Linked DNA regions of Homo sapiens: region 1 is linked to region 2. Evidence: read pairs that join two places in POLR2A ChIA-PET (ENCODE). Cell type or tissue: PC-9. All regions are shown on one strand. Links, peaks and the distances in the headings refer to the core of each region. The heading gives the core; the rest is flanking DNA.

Region 1 (5,409 bases), core at 191-5,190, 460 kb after region 2:
ATATCAATGTACCTGTGTACAGGTACTTATCCTCTCTCTAAGCCTCAGTTTATTAAGCGACCACAACAGTCTTCCTTTATAGAGCTGTGGTGAGGTTATATAAATTAATATATATATATAAAGAGCTACTGATAAAATTCTTCTGGTGTGTAGCCTGGGCATAAGAATTTTTTAAGTTCCCTGGGTGACTCATGTGGCCATAGTTGTAAACCACTGCTCTAGACTTAGATGGTGGCATTTGTCACCACTTAATTGCAAAAGGCTTGTACCATATTTGTCTGCAACAATATATGCTGTACGACTACCAGGTTATTAATAGTTATGGCTCAGGATCTCAGTAGCTAAGCAGTCCATAGGCATTGTTAAATGGTTTCTCTAAAGTGGCCAACACAGCATGAATAAGCAAAGGGTTAAAGGTATGGTGCGGACACTCATAATTAATGGCAAAAGACTGAATGATTTTCCCCTAAGCTCAAGACAAGGGAAGGATGTTTGTTCACATACTTCTACCAACATTCCCACAGAGTGGAATGATGAAAGACTTCTGTCTCTAAAAGGAGGGCCTTCAGTGAGAAGTGTACAACATGACAGCCCTCAGACAGGGAACAGCCCTGATAAAGAACCCGAGCTTTAGATAACGGAGGAGAAGAGGAGTTCTATTTTTATTCTGCCATTAAGTCAACATGATTTCTGATAGCAGACAACAGACAGATCCAAATTAAAGCTCTGCCAGTGGAAGCAAGGATAATTTTAGCCCTGCCAAAGATCTCAAACTGGTTTTGCAGAAATATTGAACTGTGATAGTTGCAGAGGCAAAGTAGCGGCTTTTTGTCCTGCAATACAAATCCTCTATGATAAACGAGCAAACAGCAAACGCAGGAGGCCACCATCATTCAAATGGACATCTCTAAAACATCATAAAGCAGCTCTCGGGGCAGCGGGGAGATGGCTCTGTCGAAATTAGATCCTATGTTTGTTGAGAGTTAACTGAATTCTCTAAAGGATTCCCCAGGCGGGGGTTTTCCATTTGGAGTCTCTAAATACCAAAAGGTTCTAACTAGGTTTTGTGGGTCTGTGACTCCTCTTAACAGTTTGGGGATCAACCTGTGTGTCTGTGCTGATGTTTCTTTGATGACGGTTGCAGAAGGCAAGAAATGACCCCGGGCTTTTAGCTCAAAGGGGCCCATGACCCACAAAAGATGAAGAATGCTGAAATCATGATAGTCATTGGCATCTGTAACACAGGCAAAGAGAGAATAGGAGTGGGAACAGATACAAAATGTATTATTATTGGTATGTTTGTTTAAAATATAAGCATCTGAAGCAAATAGGATAAACTGTTAACAAAATTAGTCAATCATAGATGATGGGTACATGGATGCTGCTATTAGCTTCTGTATTTATTTAAGCATTTTCCAAAGAAAAACTAAAAGATACAAACCAGCCAAAAAAGCCTAAGAATCCTTGGCTCTAGATATTTTAACAGAACAAGGCTAAGACACCATAAACTCATGCATATTTTTATGTGCCGAGATTTAAGAAAAGCAGCTCACTGAAGAGGATCCCCGATTCTCCATGTACCACCTGAAAATGACCTCAACTTATTTCTGCAGATTGCTGGACACTTTTTCTAAACCTTGATTTCTGGAATTTTCTCTTTCCCTTTTTGTAAAAAATGAACAATTATCTGACCTTTCTTCAGCTCTCAGGAATCTCCATCGATTCTCCTTGAATTGTTAAAAACGGGATCAATTTTTCAAGCATTTCAGGAAGACTACCCTAAGATCTACAGGTACAGTCTGGTTTTAGTCAACTCTTTTTCAGAATGGAGAGGCCATGGTCATATGATCATACAGAGTCTTTCTGCAGAGACCAAAGAACAGAGTGAAGGGCAGAGCGAGTGAGTGTGTGTGTGTGTGTGTGTGTGTGTGTGTGTGTGTGTGTGTGTGTGTGTGTGTGACAGACAGAATAAAAATCTCCAGTTTTTAATTGCTTTTTAAATCTATCACCTGCAAATAACTAATCAAATTTTAGTAGATATTCTTTTCTTCTACCCCAAAAAGAATTTCAACAAAATTCTGATGTCTTCTCTAGATTAGCAATTTGGCTTTCATTTTCTGATTGTCATTAGAATCCCCTCTGAAAACGAACACTACTTCCCAGGCTTGGGCATTCTCATTTTCCTCATTTCTTGTTGGACCTTCATACAGCACTGGCCGGTCAGTCTTGCGGCTTGCAGGACTCTCAGTGTGAAACAATACTCCTCTTTCTTATCCTTATTTTAACCCAGATTTCTAGGAGTTAAAGCTAACTGTGTGAACGTGAATTTATTTTTGGCAGCAGACCTAAGACAATGACCTATGTCACCACAATTTAGGTGACCGAATACTGTTGTGAGGGTTTCTATAATTTTTCACCAGGAACTTGTATTTTTTATATGTTTATGATAATTCCCTAGAAAGAGGCTTGTTTTCGGCCTATATTTTTAATAGAAAATACTCTTCAAAGACTGTCTTGCTTTTTAAGGAAAAAAATATATGAACATGAACAAATAAATGAATACATAATGCTATTTCATTCACATCCTTGGATGTCAGAGCCATCAGCACTTGTCACCCTCAAGGGGGAAAATTCTTTTTTTTTTTTGATAGTTTTATCTTTGATTGTTTCACTCTTTAACATTCTATAAACAACAACCAAGACCACTGAGGGAGACTAACTAGATTATAAATGGATTAGGAGCTACTTGAAGGCAAGGGCCATTATGTGCTTAGCTTATATTTCTTTTGTGTGGTCTATAGAAGGAAGTCAATAAAATAAACAATGACTTAATGAATCAACCATAAAGCCCAAATGATAAGTCTTTTTCTTGTATTCCCCTTCTTTCAGCGAATATTTCTGAAGTCCCCTTTTTTCCATTATTTCTCCAGTTTTTTTCCTGCCTTCTACTGGTTCATGTTTTCTCAAGATCTAGCCTTGACTCTATTCTTTTATGTCTATACTGTATGCTCTTAATAAAACCCCATATTGGCCAGGCCTGGTGGCTCATGCCTATAATCCCAGCACTTTGGGAGGCCAAGGTGGGCAGATCACCTGAGGTTAGGGGACCAGCCTGGCCAACATGGTGAAACCCCATCTCTACAAAAAAGACAAAATTAGCTAGGCCTGGTAGCTCGTGCCTGTAATCCCAGCTACTTGGGAGGCTGAGGCAGGAGAATCATTTGAACCCGGGAGGCGGAGGTTACAGTGAGCCAAGATCATGCCATTGCACTCCAGCCCAGGCAACGAGGGCAAAACTCTGTCTCCAAAAAAAAAAAAAGCCCATATGCATGAATAAAAGCCTTCAACTGCCAGCACTAGAACTATATCTCCTCCATCTTTACATCTAGAGAATGTATCAAATGTACAGTATGCCTAATTAAACTTAGGCACATTGTAAATTTTATAGATTTATCTATAAAATCTCCCTTTCTTCTGCCTTGCCCTGTCAATAGCATTACCGTGATCCTAATCTTGGAGCTGGAGAACTTTGGAGGTAACTTTTAATCTTGCTTTTCATTGCTTCTCATACTTAGTTGCTAACTTTTGACAATTTTATCTTTAAAATATATTTGGATCTTTTCAGTCTCAAGGGGGAAAAATCCTTATCGCAAAAGATGAGATGGATTCTGTTTCTTTTATAGGAATAGTTTTACTATCATTTAGCTTTTCTTCCTATTAGTGATTTCATTTTAGTACCAACTACCCTAAACCTCTGAATGGCCTTAGAGAACTAGGACATTGATATATCTACCATAGTTACAAACTACAATGACAATAATTGTATACAATGAGGACAAGAAACTCAGCTGGCAGGCTTTTAACAGATATATCAACCATGCAAGTTTGTAACACACAAGATTTAAGAGTACTGATTCTACAAAAAATACAAGGAAGAATCCATAACAGAAAATCAATCAACTGAAATGTCAATGGTCACCAGAGAAGCACGTCTGGCCACAAAGTGCAATCTGTTCTTGCCTAGGCCCTGGCAAAGAAAGTAGTGGTCACTCTCCCTCCTTCCGATCTCCAGCCTCCATGAGATGAGATCTGATGGTGACCTCCTGAATGACCTGTGATGGTGGGTCTCCCGTCAGTAAGTGCCCTTCTTCCTGTTACAGAAAAAGCTGCCGTTTACCATCAGGGCTGATGTTGACATAGCGACTGGGTGGCCACTAAGCAGGAGTCTCTGAATGTGTGGCCTGGGAAAGTTCCTAGACCTTCTATAATGTTCCTAGAGCTCCTGGACCTCTTGGCCTCCCCTCAGGCAGAGGCCAGCCATCTGCCCGCCCGCCCCTCGGACAGAGGCACACCATACACACAAGACAGCCTTGTCTTATTTTGCTCACCCAAACGAGGTGGGCATGGAGAGGGGAAGTGACAAGAAAGGAAGCACTTGAGCAGATCCAACACCTCATTCCCGGATACTGGGATAGGGTTTAGAGTCGGCATGCAGTCAGGGAAGTGACCCTGTTACAGCTCCATTTTCCTTTCCCCTGAGAGACACTTCTCCCTAAGACAAATGCTGGCACCTGCCCTTCCTTACGAAGAAAGAATTCCTCTCCCCTAAATAAGCTGCATTTTTGCTGGAGAATGAAAGGGGAGACCTTCACTCCATTTCCATCCAGGCCTTTGTACGTGTCAGACATAAAGCTGCAGGCAGACCCCACACAGTGACATTCTTGTTAAATGACTCACCAAGGGCAAAGGTACAGATTGCCAACCTGAGGCCCATGTGTGCAGGGCCTGGACCCATAGATGTCATGTACATTATCAATGCTGCACAGGTGCTGGAGAAAATACGGTTCAACTAAGAAATGGAACTGGGGAGAAGTGAAATGGAAATACGAGGATCCCTGTATCTCCTCCCTTCCCCCAAAATGAACAAGACAACAGCAAAAGCACGAGAGAGAAAAAATAAGGAGAAATGGAGCATAGGGGGAGAGCTCCCATTTAGGAGGCAGAGGCCACTGCTGCTGCAAGCCCACCGTTAGCAAGTACCACCCACCAGCCAGAAATGGCACCTTCCCAGTGGCAGATTTTATTTATTTATTTATTTATTTATTTATTTATTTATTTATTTATTGAGATGGAGTCTTGCTTTGTCACCCAAGCTGGAGTGCAGTGGTGTGATCTTGACTCACTGCAACCTCCACCTCCTGGGTTCAAGCAATTCTCCTGCCTCAGCCTCCTGAGTAGCTAGGATTACAGGCACCCACCACCATGCCTGGCTAATTTTTGTATTTTTAATAGAGGTGGAGTTTCACAGTGTTGGCCAGGCTAGTCTTGAACTGCTGACCTCAAGTGATCTACCAGCCTCAGCCTCCCAAAGTGCTGGGATTCAGGCATGAGCCACCGCACTCGGCAGAT
Region 2 (5,338 bases), core at 1-5,000:
GGCTGAGGGCGCCGGGCGCAGGGGCGGGCTCAAGGCGGTGAGCGCGGACCCCACCGTTGGGCCCTCCGCCCTACCGGGTGTCCGGAAGCGCCAGGGCCACGCCGCAGCTCCTGCTCCCGAGGCGGGCGTCCTCGGCGACGTTAGGGCCCCAGCCATCGCCGCAGCCCCACAGATACACTCCGATCGGGTTCCAGTGCCGGCCGCGAGGTGGTTAAGAGAAGGGAAGCTCCCTAGCCCACCTTCGAGCCGCATGCACCGAGAACAGGCAGAGATTCCAAGTCAACCAAAGAGACTAAACAAAAATGTAGCGCAGGAACAAGCAGGATTCCTTTTTAAATAGGTTTTTTTTTTTTTTTAAGCACATTTTACCGTTTGGATAGTTGCGGGAACTTCGTACTCCATCCTGTATAAAACCTAGGCTGGGATAGCAGTGACCCCGGGGATAACCCACAGATGGTAAAATGATGAAAGAGTGGTGGAAGAAGCTGCCCTTCTCAGGGCTGTTTCAGCCAAATGGTTTTTATTTTTTTCCCAATTCTTCAAAAGGGTTGTTTTTGCAGGCATTCTGTGACCACCCTACAAGCAATAGTAACATCTCCCTGCTCCGTCTTCTCACAGTCGTCCATTTCACTTGCTTATTTTTCTTCCCCGTTAAAACGCGAACTCCTGGGGGACAGGGACTTTGCTTTGCTCTTTGTTGTTTCCTCAGCACCTAGAAGTTCACTAATATCTGTTCAATAAGTGAAATAATTTAAAAGGTGGAAGTTATAAACATCTATATTAACAATTTCTGAAAGGTTTAAAAATTAAAACTTAAGTTCTCTGATCATTCACATCCAAGTTAGATTTTTCTTTATGTTGAATAATACTTCGTCGGTTATTTTGATCAGTGTGCCTGACACAGGTAAGTGCTATGTAAGTATTAACCACTCCTACATAATGTCCATCATGAATAAAGATTTTGGCAATCCACATTTAAAAAAACACCAGTAGACAAATGTTGGGACCTGACAGATGTTTTGCAGCTCGCCCCTGAAAATGCACCTTCAAATAATACAACTGCAGGTATTTAATTCTTACAGAAAAACATTACCTTTGCCCATTTAAAAGTCATATATATTTCCATTCACTCCCACAGAATACTTCTTCAGATTCCAGTGATTGTATTTTGAATGGTCAGATCCCAGCACAATACCTATCAAAACTCGGGTCGAGACAACAGTTCAGAGTGATAGATCTGCTTTGTAAAGATATGGAAAATGAGCTTCCAGACTGGAGGTCCTCAGTGCAACGCAGGCATGAGATGGCAGTGGCCTGATTCAGGGAATTAGCAGGACTCTGGAGGGAAGCAGACAAATTTAATAGAAGTTTAGGAATTGTACAAACAGAATTTAGTGACTAATGAGCTACATAGAGTGAGATGGGGGAAGAGTCAAGGATGAGGGCTTCTAGAGGGTTCGGGCTTAAGTGGATGCTGTGGAGACAGGAGGAGGAGAGAATATGGCAAAGTAGACACGATAATGAGTACCATTTTGTTATTTTGTTGTTACTGTTTTGGAGACATAGTCTCACTCTGTCGCCCAGGCTGGAGTGCAGTGGTGTGATCTCAGCTCACTGCAACCTCTGCCTCCCGAGTTCAAGCAATTATCCTGCCTCAGCCTCCAGAGTAGCTGGGACTATAGGCACGCGCCACCATGCCTGGGTTATTTTCGTATTTTAGTAGAGACAGTGTGAACAATGTTGGCCAGGCCAGTCTCGAACTCCTGGCCTCAAGTGACTTGCCCACCTCGGCCTCCCAAAGTGCTGGGATTACAGGCATGAGCCACCGTGCCTGGCCTTCATTTTGGATGCCTTGAGACTGAGATACTTGTAGCACTCCAAATGGAGGTGTTCAGTAGGCAACTACATATACAGGATCAGGAGAGAAATGGACTGAACATCAGAGCTGAGACCAGAATACCTGAAGCCGTGAGAGTATATAGAATAGAATTACCTAGATAGCTAGTAAAGCCAGAACAAGGCCTATGTCAGAACACCAACATTAAAGGTATGAGGAGAAGAGGAACCTCATAAGAAACTGAAAAGGAGTGGCCAAGAGGGTAACAAGAAAACTGGGGGAATGTGGTGCTGTGGAAGCCAAGGGGAAAACATTTCAGAAAGAAGGGCTGTCGAGAGGTTAAGTAGCCATGCACAGTGGCTCACGCCTGTAATCCCAGCACTTTGGGAGGCTGAGGCAGGCGGATCACTTGAGGTCAGGAGTTTGAGACCAGCCTGGCCAACATGGTGAAACCCTGCCTCTACTAAAAATACAAAAATTAGCTGGGCGTGGTGGCAGACACCTGTAATCCCAGCTACTCAGGAGGCTGAGACAGAAGAATCACTTGAACCTGGGAGGCAGAGGTTGCAGTGAGCCAAGACTGCGCCACTGTACTCCAGCCTGGGCCACAGAGTGAGACTCCTCCATCTCAAAACAAACAAAAAACAAAACAACAACAACAACAACAAAAGCTACCAGTGAATTATGTCCACTGGATTTAGCCATACAGAGGTCATCAGTGACCCAGACATAGGGGTAAAAGGCAGTCTGTAAAATCTTCTCACATTAATGTGTGGTAAGAAAAAAAAGGAAAGAGGAAAAAATGGAGAAATTTAGCTTTAGAGGAGAGGAGACAGGACACCAGCTGAAGGAAGACAGGAAATGGAGGGATCCTCAGAGTACCCACCCAGTTTCCTTGGTAACGAGTGATGCAATTTCGATCCTGCTGTGATGCTGAAGGTCGGAGTGAAGTTACCAGCCCTATAAGAGTCAACCCTAGGACCCAGCTTTCAAGCAGCACTGGTTTTGTTGATGGTACAAGATGAGAGTCTTAACTACATTCTCTTAGAGTTTTTTCAACTTCAGCTTGCACACAATATTCACAAGTAAATTTTTTTAAAGGCAATGCAAGAGGAAGTGGCTGGGTACAGTGGCTCACGCCTGTAATCCCAGCACTTTGGGAGGCTGAGGTGGGCAGATCACTTGAGGTCAGGAGTTTGAGACCAGTCTAGCCAATATGGTGAAACCCCATCTCTACTAAAAATGCAAAAATTAACTGGGCGTGGTGGCATACACCTGTAGTCCCAGCTACTCAGGAGGCGAAGGCACTAGAATTGCTTGAACCCGGGAGGCAGAGGTTGCAGTGAGCCAAGATCATGCCACTGCACTCCAGCCTGGGTGACAGAGCGAGACTCCAACTCAAAAGTAAATAAGTAAATAAATAAGGGCAATGCAAGAGGAAGAAACCTTAAGAAACAAAAACGAGGGCAAATATTGGTCATAAGAAATCAGATAAAGAATTACTACCTAGTTTATACTAAGTGTCCATGTTTATAATGCCAAGTTGATTTAATTTATATTCCAAATTTATAAACCATAAAACTAAATACCTTCATTGAGATATCAGAGAGAAAATTGCAATGATGGTAGAGTATCAAATGATCTATGTTAGAGAAATTACCAGTGTTTTCTTAGAATTTTAGAGCTAGGAAAGGACATAGAGATTATCCAATATAATTTTTTTTAAAAGCAAACAGAGGATACAACAAGCCTAGAAAATACTCCATTACTGAGCAGCAGAACCCACTTGGAACCTGGAAGTCTTGATTTCTAGTTCAGGCCTCTTTTTGCTAGATCCAGCTGCCTCAGTTGAAGCCTGAGACATTTTGATAATTTATTGACTAATGTGACTACCTATTTGAAATATTTCCCTAAAATTTCATTGCAATATTTACTCATAAGGAACAAAAACTCATTTCATGTATTTAGCAGTTGCTATTCTTAACCACAGCAATTTCTGTTTTTCTTTCATGTCATCACCCAACTACTTTCACCTTAGGCGAATGTATATTTATTTATTTTAATTTATTATTTATTTATTTTATTTGCTATGGTGCATTCTCATATATCCCTGGAACTAATAACGGAACACCAATCTTGAGGGTTGGAATCATGAAGTGGGAGAGAAGGTTTACTGAATTTATCAATACCTAAACAACATTCTGGGTGATCTTATTAAAAGCAAATCCTTCTATACTTAATAAAGATTAATATAGTGTAAGATACAACACAGATTAAGATAGTATAAGGCAGTGGTCCCCAACCTTTTTGGTAGCAGGGACTGGTTTCGTGGAAGACAATTTTTCCATGGACTGTGGGTTGGGGTGATGGGGATGGTTTCAGGATGAAACTGTTCCACCTCAGATCATCAGGCATTAGATTCTCATAAGGAGCACAAAACCTAGATCCCTCACATGCACAATTCATGATAGGTTTCACACTCCTATGAGAATCTAATGCCGCCATTGATCTGGCAGGAGGCAGAGTTCAGGCAGTAATGCTTACTGGCCTGCCGCTCACCTCCTGCTGTGTGGCCCAGTACCTATCCATGTCCCCAGAACTGGGGACCCCTGTAAGGTATTTAACAAAGATTAAAAGATAAGAACCAGAATAAAGAGCATATAAGGCCAAGGTGGGAGGATTGCTTGAGCCCAGGACTTCAAGACCAGCCTAGGCAACATGGTGAAACCCCATTTCTACAAAAAATACAAAAATCAGGCCAGGCGCAGTGACTCATACCTGTAATCCCAGCACTTTGGGAGGCTAAGGCAGGCAGATCACCTGAGGTCAGGAGTTTGAGACCAGCCTGGCCAACATGGGGAAAACCCATCTACTAAAAATACAAAAATTGGCTGGACATGGTGGTTCACGCCTGTAATCCCAGCACTTGGGGAGGCTGAGGTGAGCGGACTGCCTGAGCTCATGAGTTCGCAACCAGCCTGCGCAACATGGTGAAACCGCGTCTCTACTAAAATACAAAAAATTAGCTGGGCGTGGTGGCAGGCACCTGTAGTCCCAGCTACTCCGGAGGCTGGGGAGGAGAATCTCTTGAACCCAGGAGGTGGAGGTGGCAGTGAGCCGAGATCACGCCACTGCACTCTGGCCTGGGCAACAGAGCGAGACTCCGTCTCAAAAACAAAAACAAAAAACAAAACCAAGAAACAAAAAAGTTAGCCGGCCCTGGTGGCACACGCTTGTAATCCCAGCTACTCAGGAGGCTGAGGCAGGAGAACAGTTTGAACCTGGAAGGTGGAGGTTGCAGTGAGCCAAGATCGTGCCACTGCACTCCAGCCTGGGCGACAAAGCAAATCTCTGTCTCAAAAAAAAAAAAAAAAAAAATTAGCCAGGCGTGATGGCCCACGCCTATAGTCCCAACTACTCATGAGGCTGCGGTGGGAGGATTGCTTGAGCCCAGGAGGTCGAGGCTGCAGTGAGCTAAGATTGCACCACTGCACTTCAGCC

What was found. ChIA-PET counts read pairs that join two places held together with the same protein. Peaks named below come from ENCODE experiments on the same cell type or tissue, not always from the same donor. Only the 100,000 strongest peaks of a DNase experiment are listed, where the experiment ranks them.
Region 1: POLR2A ChIA-PET joins it to region 2 with 5 read pairs; 1 of 35 experiments calls an interaction of 5 or more read pairs at or near these places.

What each region holds. Positions count from the first base shown.
Region 1 is chr15:62,811,728-62,817,136 of GRCh38, reverse strand. The region is part of intron 52 of TLN2 (talin 2); the gene reads right to left. Among named protein-coding and RNA genes, the nearest start is that of MIR190A, 9.5 kb to the left of the region's middle. In PC-9, for the core only: no CTCF peak of the experiment used is centred there; a DNase peak (open chromatin) is centred at 4,726.
Region 2 is chr15:63,272,018-63,277,355 of GRCh38, reverse strand. LOC124903504 (a long non-coding RNA gene) reads right to left here and starts at 2,250. Exons shown (of 2, transcript XR_007064674.1): 1 at 1,994-2,250; 2 at 504-1,338. RefSeq lists a silencer at 1-224. In PC-9, for the core only: no CTCF peak of the experiment used is centred there; no DNase peak of the experiment used is centred there; H3K4me3 peaks cover 1,439 bases.